2 separate regions of the Mus musculus genome follow, and region 1 is linked to region 2. Evidence: chromatin loops called from intact Hi-C (ENCODE). Cell type or tissue: left cerebral cortex. All regions are shown on one strand. Links, peaks and the distances in the headings refer to the core of each region. The heading gives the core; the rest is flanking DNA.

Region 1 (5,382 bases), core at 310-5,309, 62 kb before region 2:
TGTAACTGTAGCCAGAATAAACGCTTTCTCCCCTGGGTTATTCTGGGTTCTCTAGAGTAACTGAGTATATAGAATGAATATCTCTTTCTCTCTCTCTCTCTCTCTCTCTCTCTCTCTATATATATATATATATACATATATATATATACATATATGTATATAAAATATGTGATATATATATATATATCAGAAATCTACCCCTTGTCAACTTCACACATAATCATATCTCTTTATGTTGTGATTAATTTCCAAGTGAAAACAATAACCAGGTTATAATAACACCTAAACAAAACATAACTATCCCACATACAATCCCAAACACATTACATATTTAACAAGGTCATAATTGTGCCTAACATCATATAACTATCCATCTTACAACTGCAGATGCCTTATAAATTTAGAATAGGTGGCAATGTCCCTTGGGGGACATTCTATTAGTATTGCAAACACAAATAGGATAACAGTTGATATTTTCTTCATTGATATTACATCATACAATAAAGAAATTGAGGAATGAAAACACAATTATATGTACAAATGTATTTATAACAACAATACAACAAACCCTCTTATTAACTATAACCCTCACTCCTGTAACTGGTCACAAAGCCTAAGCTGGTATGATTGACTTCCTCTAAAACTCAGTCTGTATTTCTCCACCCCTAGCTAGGATCTTAGTAGGTCTTGGCTCTTCTCCTAGAGGAGCAACACAGACTTTCATTCCTGAAAGGTTTCTGGCTCTTGTCATTCTGCCTGGATTAGGCTGTTGTGTTTTCTGTGAATTTTAACCACAGGACATGGTAGCACCAAAAGAAACCCCACGAGATCCTCTCTATTCCAGAAAGACTTTTCTTACCTCCACTGTGGGAAAACAATCTAATTTCCCTATGGTAATCTGGATCTATCACCCCTCAACACTGTTATTCCTTTCTTAAGGGCATCAGAAGCCCAAAGTGGCCAGGGGAAGTCTAAGTTTCCAGTTCAATGGAATGTATGCTGTGGCTCCTGGCAGGAGCACTGCACCCTCTGTAACCAAAACTTTCAGGCCAGCAGAACTTAAGGCAGGAACAGAAAGCAAAAATTTTCCTAGTGGGTCACTAGGGGTGCTAGTGAGTGGAACTATTTCCTTTTCCACCCCTTGATTCTGGACCAGTGGGTCCTGGCTATGGGAGAAACCATACCATATACTGACTGCTAATTCAAACTATATACCGCCTTCTTGAGAACCCTGCCCCAGGCTTCCAGGCGTCTGCCACCTAGTTGGGACTGTAATTGTGTCTCCAAAAGACCTTTCCTTCTTTCTTCAGGCCATCTGCTTCAAGATGGTGGGGTACATAGTAAGACCAGTGGATTCTATGATCAGGGGCCCACTGTCACACTTCTCTGGCTGTGAAATGAGTTCCTTGGTTAGTAGCGTGCACTACCATGATGGTGAATTTAGCATCTGTAAGTTCATGGTTGGTGGCTTTGGCAGAAGAATTATGCGCAGAAATGGCAACCCCATACCTAGAATAAGTATCTCCTCTCCTACATATTGAGGACAATAAGTATAAGACAAAGTATTGCCCTCTCTGCAGAAGAAGTGGTCCACCAGGTCATTGGCTTGCCTCCCTTGGAGAATGGCGCCATATGTGAAGCTCATTGTTGGTCTCTGCTGTTGGCAGATCTTGTGTTCAGCTGCAGCTGTAGCCAGGTCAGCCTTGGTGAGTGGAAGTCCGTGTTGTTAAACCCATGCATAACCCTCATCTCTGCCACTATGGCCACTTGGTTCATGAATAATGACAGGGATGATCGTGGGAAGAGGCTGACTGTCCACACTGATCCTATCTACTTGATTACTGAATGCATCCTCAGCAGAAGTCATCTTCTGACGAGCGGTTACATGGGACACAAGTATCTCTTCACATTCTTCACCAATTTGGAGAGATCTATCCACAGACTTCTTCCCCAGATGTCTCCTTCACCAGTCTTCCAATCAGGCTCTTTCCGGGTCCCAGGCCATGCAGCCAATCCATTGGCTGCAACCCATGAATCGGTGAACAATCACATGTCTGGCCACTTCTCCTCTCAGACGAGATGTATGACTATGTGTGCTACCTGATGTTCCACCCACTGGGAAGCTTTCCCTTCTCCAGCATCTTTCAGGGTTGTCCCAGAAATAGGTTGTAAGGCTGCAGCTGTCCACTTCTGGAACACGCAGAACCATCGATAAACCAGGACCTAGTTTTCTCTTCTGCTCAGTCAGCCGATCATCGGGAACCCCATGAGCTATAAGGCGCATGCTTGGCAGCAGACGGCATTGTAAACAGAGTAGAAACCATAGGCATCCGAACAACTTCTTCATGTAACCTGCTTATGCCTTCAGGACCTGCACAGGCCTGATCGCATATGCACCACTTCCTTTTGATAATAGACTGCTGCTGCGCACATCCTACTTTACGACTTAGTATGTCAGATAACACCCTGCCCATGATAGGCAGCTCAGGTCATGTGGTAACATGGTGGCTCATTGTCCTTTGTCAGGGTATTTTATCTCAGGGACAGGAAATGAAAATAAGAACAAAAAACTGTTACTGAGAGTATAGTTATGATAAACCTAATCATGTGGTTCTTACACCTTTGGAACTGATTTGGTGGAGGGATACTGGAAGTCTAGGAACTTTGCATTTAAAATTCCCACAAATTATGTAAACAAATCTCAATAGGTCATTTCAGGTGGGTGCTTGGCAAGACAAAGAATGCAGAGAAAAATGTGGAGATCTGAGGTTTCAAAGGGAGGGCAATGACTCGTGCAGAAATGGGAAGAGGAGACATTTATATGATATTTTAGCCAAGAGTCACATCCTGAGAACTGGAGAAAAGTTAAATATAAAGACAACGGACTCCTTTGTTTGGCAGATGAAATTACAAGGCTTGGTACTGAGAAAACAACTGTAATTATTAAAGAGCCACCGCTATCTCAGATGCTATCTGAGATGCACTGGGACAATAGGAAAGATGCCCTACCCATAGGACACTGTATTTTTGTGACAGTCCAAATGCATTTGAAGGAAGAAAGCCTAAAACAAAGGCGATTCTTACTGTAGGTATACAAAAGCTCATAGGCTGGGCCTCCAGGGGGCCAGGAAACATTCTGAGTTGCCAGAAGAACTTGGTATCATCATTGTCATCATCATCATCATGGTACTGGTTTTGTGGGCATGGAGACAAAGCTGCAGTCCTACGTCACAGTTGCGGGGTGCTGCCGACACTGGGCGCTGCTGGCTCACACATTATTTAAAGGAAGAGTTACAGTTTTCCTGAATAAACACCATTTGAACTGACAAAGTGAAATATTCTCTACAAGCAGTTCTGGTTGTAATCTGGTCCAGATGGCTCTAAGTGAAATCCTGCCTCCCATTGGGTGATTTAGGAGTCCTTCACTCACACAGTGCCCTGAAGAAACACAGACCAAACCTCTAAGCTAGGGAGGCATAGCCCACAGCGTGGCTGAACGCAGGCAGAGAGTAACACTGTTTCCTTCATTGCTGCTGAAATGGCAGAAATCTGCAAGGAAAGGGCTGAAATTTGTTTTCACTTCACCACCACTTTTTAAAGGAAGACAGTCGAAAAATCCATGCCAGGAATGTACACATTCCAGGGACAGGGGACTCCACACTAGGGAATAAGGACGGCAAAGATTCCCTCCGAAATGAAAACGAAGAGGTTCAGCCCCTATTCATGTACGCCCTCGCCCCCTCCCACACTCTGTTGCTCAACTTTTCCCCGCAACCCACTCTATGCTGGAAATAGAGCGATAGACTGCTTGTCACACTTATGCAAGGCTCGCAGCCTCAAGAGCCTCTCACATACTGACGCGCAGAGTGGGAGCTCACCCAAGAGGTTAAGAGTTGAGGTTTCACAGGGCTTCGTGGTACCCACGATGATGATACCCACACAGAGTTGAGAAACGCAGAAAACAAAGCAGATCTGTGGCTGTAACAGTCTTTCTGCTTTCGGATTTCCCGGCAAGTATGTGTGCCTACCCTTCCCCACTGCTGCAGCCTTTTTCCTTGAGTTGGAACCAAATCGGGCCCGTGCAGAGTTTTGGAAAGAAATATGATGCCCTACATACTACTGCTGGGCGCTTGCTGACTGGCAATTCAGGCGTACAGGGACCATTTTGTTGTCTCTGTCTTGCTAAGCCAGGGCCCTGATCCCTGTCCTTGAGTTTCCTGCTGGTGGCCTCTTCTGTGAACTTGCCTGCTTTGTGAACTCCAGCGCTGCTTCTCAGTTGTCGGCTACAGCAGCTCATGTACTGTTTACAGAGAATAGTTGTCGATGCAGTAGATACTCATGACATGAAGATGACTGATTTTTCAAGTGCACAATTCAGCATCCTTAAGTATATTCACCTTGTGCAACTGTCACCACTATCCATCTCTAGGGAATTTTCACCTCTCCTGCTTGAAATTCTGTGGGTGTTCAGCAAAAACCTCTCTCCCCCCTCTGCATCGCGTCCTCCAGAAACACCCCCACTTGTTTCTGAGCTTGGCTCATCCCGGCTCTCCATGTAAAAGGAATCCCACAGGAACTGCCTTGCTGCACTTATAGTGACCTCACACAACACACTATTTTCAAGGCTTGCCCATGGTGTAGTGTAAACCAGAACTTCATCTCCTATAATAGTTGGATGATATTATTCTATATTATATACTATATTTTGCTCATTTGTTTATCCAGCAATACTCACGTGGATTGTTCCTACCCTTTAGCTATTATAAATGCACTACAGTGGTCTGTGTCTGATTCCATGATTTCAATTCTTTTGGTTCTGGAACTAGATCACATACAGATTCGGTTTTCTTTTCTTTGAATTTAGAGCCTGATTCTCACTGCATAACTCAGACTGGCCTCATACCTACTAAATATATAATCCAGGCTGGTCTCGAACTTGCAGAGATTTTTTTTGTTTGTTTGTTTGTTTGTTTTGGTTTTTTGAGACATGGTTTCTCTGTGTAGCCCTGGCTGTCCTAGAACTCACTCTGTAGACCAGACTGGATTCGAACTCAGAAATCCACCTGCCTCTGCCTCCCAAGTGCTAAGATCAAAGGGGTGAGCCACCACTGCTCAGCGCAGTGTTCTTAAGAGCTTTCAAAGTGGTAGGATTCTAAGATGGAGGCAACATGGCCAGCTTGTGAATTATTTTGAAGGACCACCATACTGTTTCCCACAACATTCACAGACTTACTAGTAGTGCAGTTTCTTCATATTTTTTCTGGACCTTGTTATTTTCTAATTCTGTGTGTTGGTTTTTGTTTAAATCATAATCTAGGTGGATGTGAAATGATACCCAGGCTTTGTAAAAATCGTCACAGGTAAGCCCAGAGATTATAGTTT
Region 2 (5,382 bases), core at 77-5,076:
ATATGTCCTCTAGAAATGATAGATCCAAGGAGGAGGAGAATCATTCAAGGATACAACAACATCAAACTTTACAGATCCCAAGAGCCATATTACTGATCACCTGGCAAGCTTATTTTCTAATATTAAGGGAAAAATGTAAAAGAAAACATCTGAACTGCTCCATAGGAGTAATTATGCGGGTGGCTTGAGGACACCTCTGCAGGATGGGGTTTTAATAGTCTCTAGAGCCTGTGCCTAATTGGGAAGGTCATGGAACTCCCAGGGCCTCTCTGGCTCCCCCCCCCCACTTCTTCTTCCCTTTCAAGATTTCTGATGACCAGGCACATTGGGGTCAGAACTCTTTATGGGCAGAAGCTGCTCCAAACAGCTCAGTTTGATGAAGGACAGGATGGAATTTTTGTGACCCTCCCTAATCCCTGTGGCCGCTATCTCTTAACCCGCTTCAGTGAGAGGACTGGCACAGGCCCCACCATCTGTGTCACATAAGATGGCTTTGAACAGGCATGGCAGTTGCCCGACAACCCTGAAAGGGTGGCATGTGGTTACGGAAGTCGATTCATTTTCTGAAGCTCCAGCAGGCACGACCAGATTCAGTGGGCAGGGATACAGGGAGACAGATTTCAACTCAATACGAGAAAGTACTTTCTAATGATTCCAACTTTCCAATAACAGTCTGTCTGCCTTGAGTTTCACATCCCCTTGAGCTGAACAGTGAAAGTCAGCAGTGTGTGGATCAGTCACCAGAAACCAGCAGCAGGATGGAAGGAGTTCCAGGGCTGAGTGGAAACTCAGCTGAGCTGGCCTCTGATCTGTCCCCTTGGCATAATTGTTCAGAACGATTTGCATATTGGTTATAGACAGGGGCAGGAGGATGCAAGAAGGAAGCAGGAGCTGTTTCTAGACTCCTTAAAAGAAGAATGGTCATGCCTTCCCCCAGTTCTTAGCACATGGCATTTACTTAGCTCTTGTGCCATTGCATCGAACGATCTCATTTAGCAACCCAAGAGTGCAGATTCCAGGCTGTTATTCGTTAGACAGAATCCCACAACTGATTCCTGCCTTGCACACAAGGTCAAGCTTTACAACCATCCCCAGGCTGTAAGCAAGCAACCTTGCTTAAACGTCCTTGAGAGCCTTTGCGTGTTTCATACCACTCTCTCTGCTTCTCATATGCTGTTTGCAATATTAGATCTCACTAGGCATTATCTTTGTTGGTAAACCACTCATCTCGCTCCTACCCTAAAAGAAATACCTGGGATGAGTTTTTATCCTCCAATTAAGAAAGCAAAATGCTGCAACACTCTGTTTCCGACTCTAACCCTAGTCACATCCTAATTACCTCTCCCATACGTTCCATCTCTGGAGACAGGGAAAGACGGAGAAAGTAATGAGGCCTGAATCCCACCCCACATCAGATTCGGGAGATACCCGTATGCAACACCTTTGGTTTTCCCATGGATCTGTTGCCCTCTGTGATCCTGGTGGTGGGCTGGGCTATGTTTTCTGTTTCCATGACTTCAGAATTTTCCGAGAAGACAGGATGATGCTGACGAGACCCAGTCCTGGGCAGAGCAATCTGGGAAGTGCAGTGGGAAAGAGTCTGTTCCTTGTGGTCTGACTCATCCAGATGAGGCCCCTGCTGCATGGCCCTGGATAACTTACAAACATGGTGAAGCAGAAGACTCCTCTAGCGTGAAATCAGTGTGTCACGTATCTCGTAGGATTGGAGACTCGGTGAGGTACTCTATAGGGAGTGTTTATCCTGGGCCAAATAGAAAATGAACAGCTGAGAAGTGATTGGTGCTAATAGCTGGAAACTCCCTTTTCTTTCCTTCTCTTCTCTCCAACACCTGGAAGGCACACACACACAAGTCCCAAGGAAGTTTCCTCAGCTCATGCCAAGTCCACTGTTGTTGAATGTCATTCATCCTCCATCTTGACTTGCTGGAGGAAAGCAAGATCCCATTTTCTGATTCATGCTACTCAGAAAGACGAACCCATTTCCCAGTGGCTGGGGGAATATATTTATTCTTGCATTTGTGTAGAAGACATCCATGGTACTGCAGAGACAGGAAGTGGGGGTAGGATTGTATCTTGATATCATATAATGTATCACACCCATATCAGGATTCCTTTGTTTGCAAAAGCTTTGACAGAGCGATGGTGACACAGCAGCTCATAGACACCTTATAAAAATTTATGAAGTTTGGGTTGTAAAGAACACACTGCACATACTGAGCAGTCACATTTCTTTTTAAAATAATTCCATCCCTAGGCCCATTGTCTCCACATCACCCATAATAGAAGTTCATTCTATGGCTAGACACCTTGCCAGCCTGTAAACTTTATATGGGCTTTTGGCAAAGGCTGATAGTTTTATGAGATATGATTTTTCTCATCTTACCAAATGAGATTATTTGAGACAGCGTCCCTGGATATAAAAATTCCAGTGCTGAGTAAAGCAGTACCTTGGAGACTCTGGGCATTGATAGCAGGGTGGCAAGGGAGCATAAGAAGTCAGCCCCCAGAGCATTTCTCTTCACACTGCTCCTTCACGTATCCTCTGTGTGGTTCTCAGGACCACCTCCAGGCCGTCTGCATCTAGGTTGGCTCATCTCATGTGCGGTTCATCTTCTATCCATGAACCAGCTCTTATTTATAGAACGCTCTTCTTTTCGTGCGGTCTTTTCTAGAACCATGTGGCATTGTCCAAACCTGCTGCTGATCATATGGCAAAGTCTAGGCTAGTGAGAATGTAGTCCTCTTGTTGCAAAAACATACAGTTAAGAAGGTACTTAATTTAGTATGGGTTAGAACAGATATCCCCTCCCTGCAACACAAACAGAGGTCGATTGAATAAGTCAAGAGTTCTTTTTTGAGTCTCCTGTGAGAGGAGTGGACTGATACTAAGGTCTCTTTACTCTGTCTCTTCTGCTTCTTCTATGGGAGCTGCTTCTTCATGCTATTTCATTGTCAACACTCCTTTGATCCACAGGTACCACCATCTGCTGGCGCAAAGCCAAGAGTGACTGAAATGACTTTCAAGGGACTTGGAAGGCAAAACCAAACCAAACCAAACCAAACCAAATCAAACCTTAGGAAGATTTCTTCCAAGATGGAGCTGAGGGGGTGACACGGCACTAGGAATTAGATGCAAAGTTTGCAATCCTGTTTCCACTCTCTATTATTTGTGTGATGTTGGATAATAATACTACCCCTTGACTTTGTTATGTACAAAACAAGCAATAGGGTAAGGTAATTCTTAATGGAAGACTCCAACTGAAGCAACATACACAGGGCCCTTATGGGCCTGCCCTGGGTCTTCTGCATATATGCTATAGCTTTCAGTTGGTACTTTCTATCAGTTGGACTCCTGAATGTGTAAATGAGTGGGTCTCTGATTCTTGTGCCTGGTCTCAGGGCTCTTCCATTTCTCCATTGGCTTGACTTGTCCAATTATATGATGGTTTTTGTTTTATCTTATGTTATTTCCTCGTGTTTTCTGTTATCTGCTGGAAGCTTGTCCTTTTCTAATGAGAGACAGAAGGGGCGGAGATCCCGATGGGAGAGGAAGTGTGGATGAACGCGGAGGAGTAGAAGTAGGGAAAACTGTATTCAGATTATAGCGTATGTGAAAGGAATCTATATTTTAATAAAGGGGGCAAAAGAGAAAACTATAAATTGTTATATGTGTAGACATGGAAAACCACCCTCTCTCCTCTATACAATTGGATTTAAGAAGTAGATGCCTTGAAAATCAGCCAGTGGAATGTGAGCCTGGGAGAGGTCTGCTCGCAAGACGATTGCCCTGCTACTCTGAGCTCTAGCTGAGGGACTTTCAGAAACATCTCTGTGCAGAAGGCCAGGTTACTGGTCATGACTTGGCTAGAGCAGACGCCTGGAGTAGTGCCTTACTGGAGAATGTAATGGCTTCCTGGAGAACATAAAAGCAGAGCGGCAAGCAGGGCCCAAGGTGGACAGCTGAAGTGCCAACATTCATTTCATTGTATGTAGGAGAAGGGGTAATAACTTCCACCTTCAGTTGTTTTAAAGATGGTTAATTGAGTAGTTGGCTAAATGTGCTCTCTCTCTCTGTCTCTCTCTGTCTCTCTCTGTGTGTGTGTGTTAGTATGTGTGAAAATATGTATGCTATGTGTCATGGATCCACACTTAGGCAGGTGTGCATGCCTGGATGAATTCGTGTGCAGGTCAGAGGAGGATGCAGAGTATCTATTTTTCTTCACCTCATAATTAGAGATGATTTCTCTCACTGAACTACACAGTTCAGCATCTTGGCCCGGCTAGCTGGCCTCCAGTCTTTCCGGATTCAGCTGTCTGCACGTCCCAGTGCTGGCACTGCCAGCATGTGTAGCCTTGCCTTGCTTTTACGTGGGTGCTAGGGCTTCCAACTCAGTTCCCTTTGCATGTACCTCATGTGATCTTGACCCTTGAGCATCTCCTAAGCCCTTACTAAACTTTTTCAGGGTGCTTTCACCTGCATTTATTCATTCAAACGCTTTCGACTCCCCTAATATGGTTGGTGATGGCCTTTCTTTCTTGCCTGTCTATGGGTAGGAAGAGTGCTAGGTTAAAGTTTTGAGAAGGACTAGCCCATGCCCAGGGCAGCACAACTCCATATGGTAAGAGCTGCCATCTCATGGAAGCAGTTAGGAGTCTAGCAGCTTAGGGTAGGCTCATGAATCAGTCAGTTCATATCTCAAACCTCATGGGTCAGAATCTCCACTTTGACCCTCCAGATGGTTCATCTAGACACTGGCTTCTGAGAAGTAGTGATTTTGAAGAATCCAGTACCTCCACTGAAAACTTCTCTCACGTGTCATTGGCATAAGGTGAGCCCGTCCGAGTTCATTAGGGGATGTTGAAAACGCGCTCAAGGGGCCACAGAACAGCCTCTTGGATTATACACATAAAATACAATCAGAAGATGTTTCTATTTCTTTCCACACTAGCAGAAAATGCTGCGTAGAAACACTCATTAGAGAAGCAGGCTGGAGGATGCTTTTCTCACCTCAAGACTTCATCATTTAGCTCCTTCAAAACTCCTTTTGAATGTCACCACCTCATATCACCAGATTCCCACCTGAAAACATGCAAAGGTAGCAGGGCCAGCAGGGGACACGCCTTGCAGATAGCAGAGTGCCTAAACCAACTTGAATGACATTTTGGAGCTCAGTTTCTGACACAGTTTCAGACAAGGAGACGGCTCAGCCACATTCTGACAGCTGTTGATCTCGGTTCTAAAATAGCCGTCCTAGATGCTCTGTAAGAATGTGGCTTTGAGATATAAACTTAGCTGAATAGCATCAAATCTTGAACACAGAAATTCCTTAATTACTGATTACTTTTGCAGTTAGCAAGTCA

What was found. Peaks named below come from ENCODE experiments on the same cell type or tissue, not always from the same donor. Only the 100,000 strongest peaks of a DNase experiment are listed, where the experiment ranks them.
Region 1: it touches region 2 in a loop (2.2-fold over the local background); 2 of 42 quality-filtered maps call a loop at or near these places.

Annotation. Positions count from the first base shown.
Region 1 is chr2:77,862,143-77,867,524 of GRCm38, reverse strand. No RefSeq gene overlaps it. Among named protein-coding and RNA genes, the nearest start is that of Zfp385b, 48 kb to the right of the region's middle. In left cerebral cortex, for the core only: CTCF peaks have their summits at 1,101 and 3,183; DNase peaks (open chromatin) are centred at 3,310, 3,796, 4,043 and 4,441; H3K4me3 peaks cover 792 bases; H3K27ac peaks cover 1,080 bases.
Region 2 is chr2:77,800,135-77,805,516 of GRCm38, reverse strand. All of the region lies in intron 1 of Zfp385b (zinc finger protein 385B), which reads left to right. Among named protein-coding and RNA genes, the nearest start is that of Zfp385b, 14 kb to the left of the region's middle. In left cerebral cortex, for the core only: no CTCF peak of the experiment used is centred there; no DNase peak of the experiment used is centred there.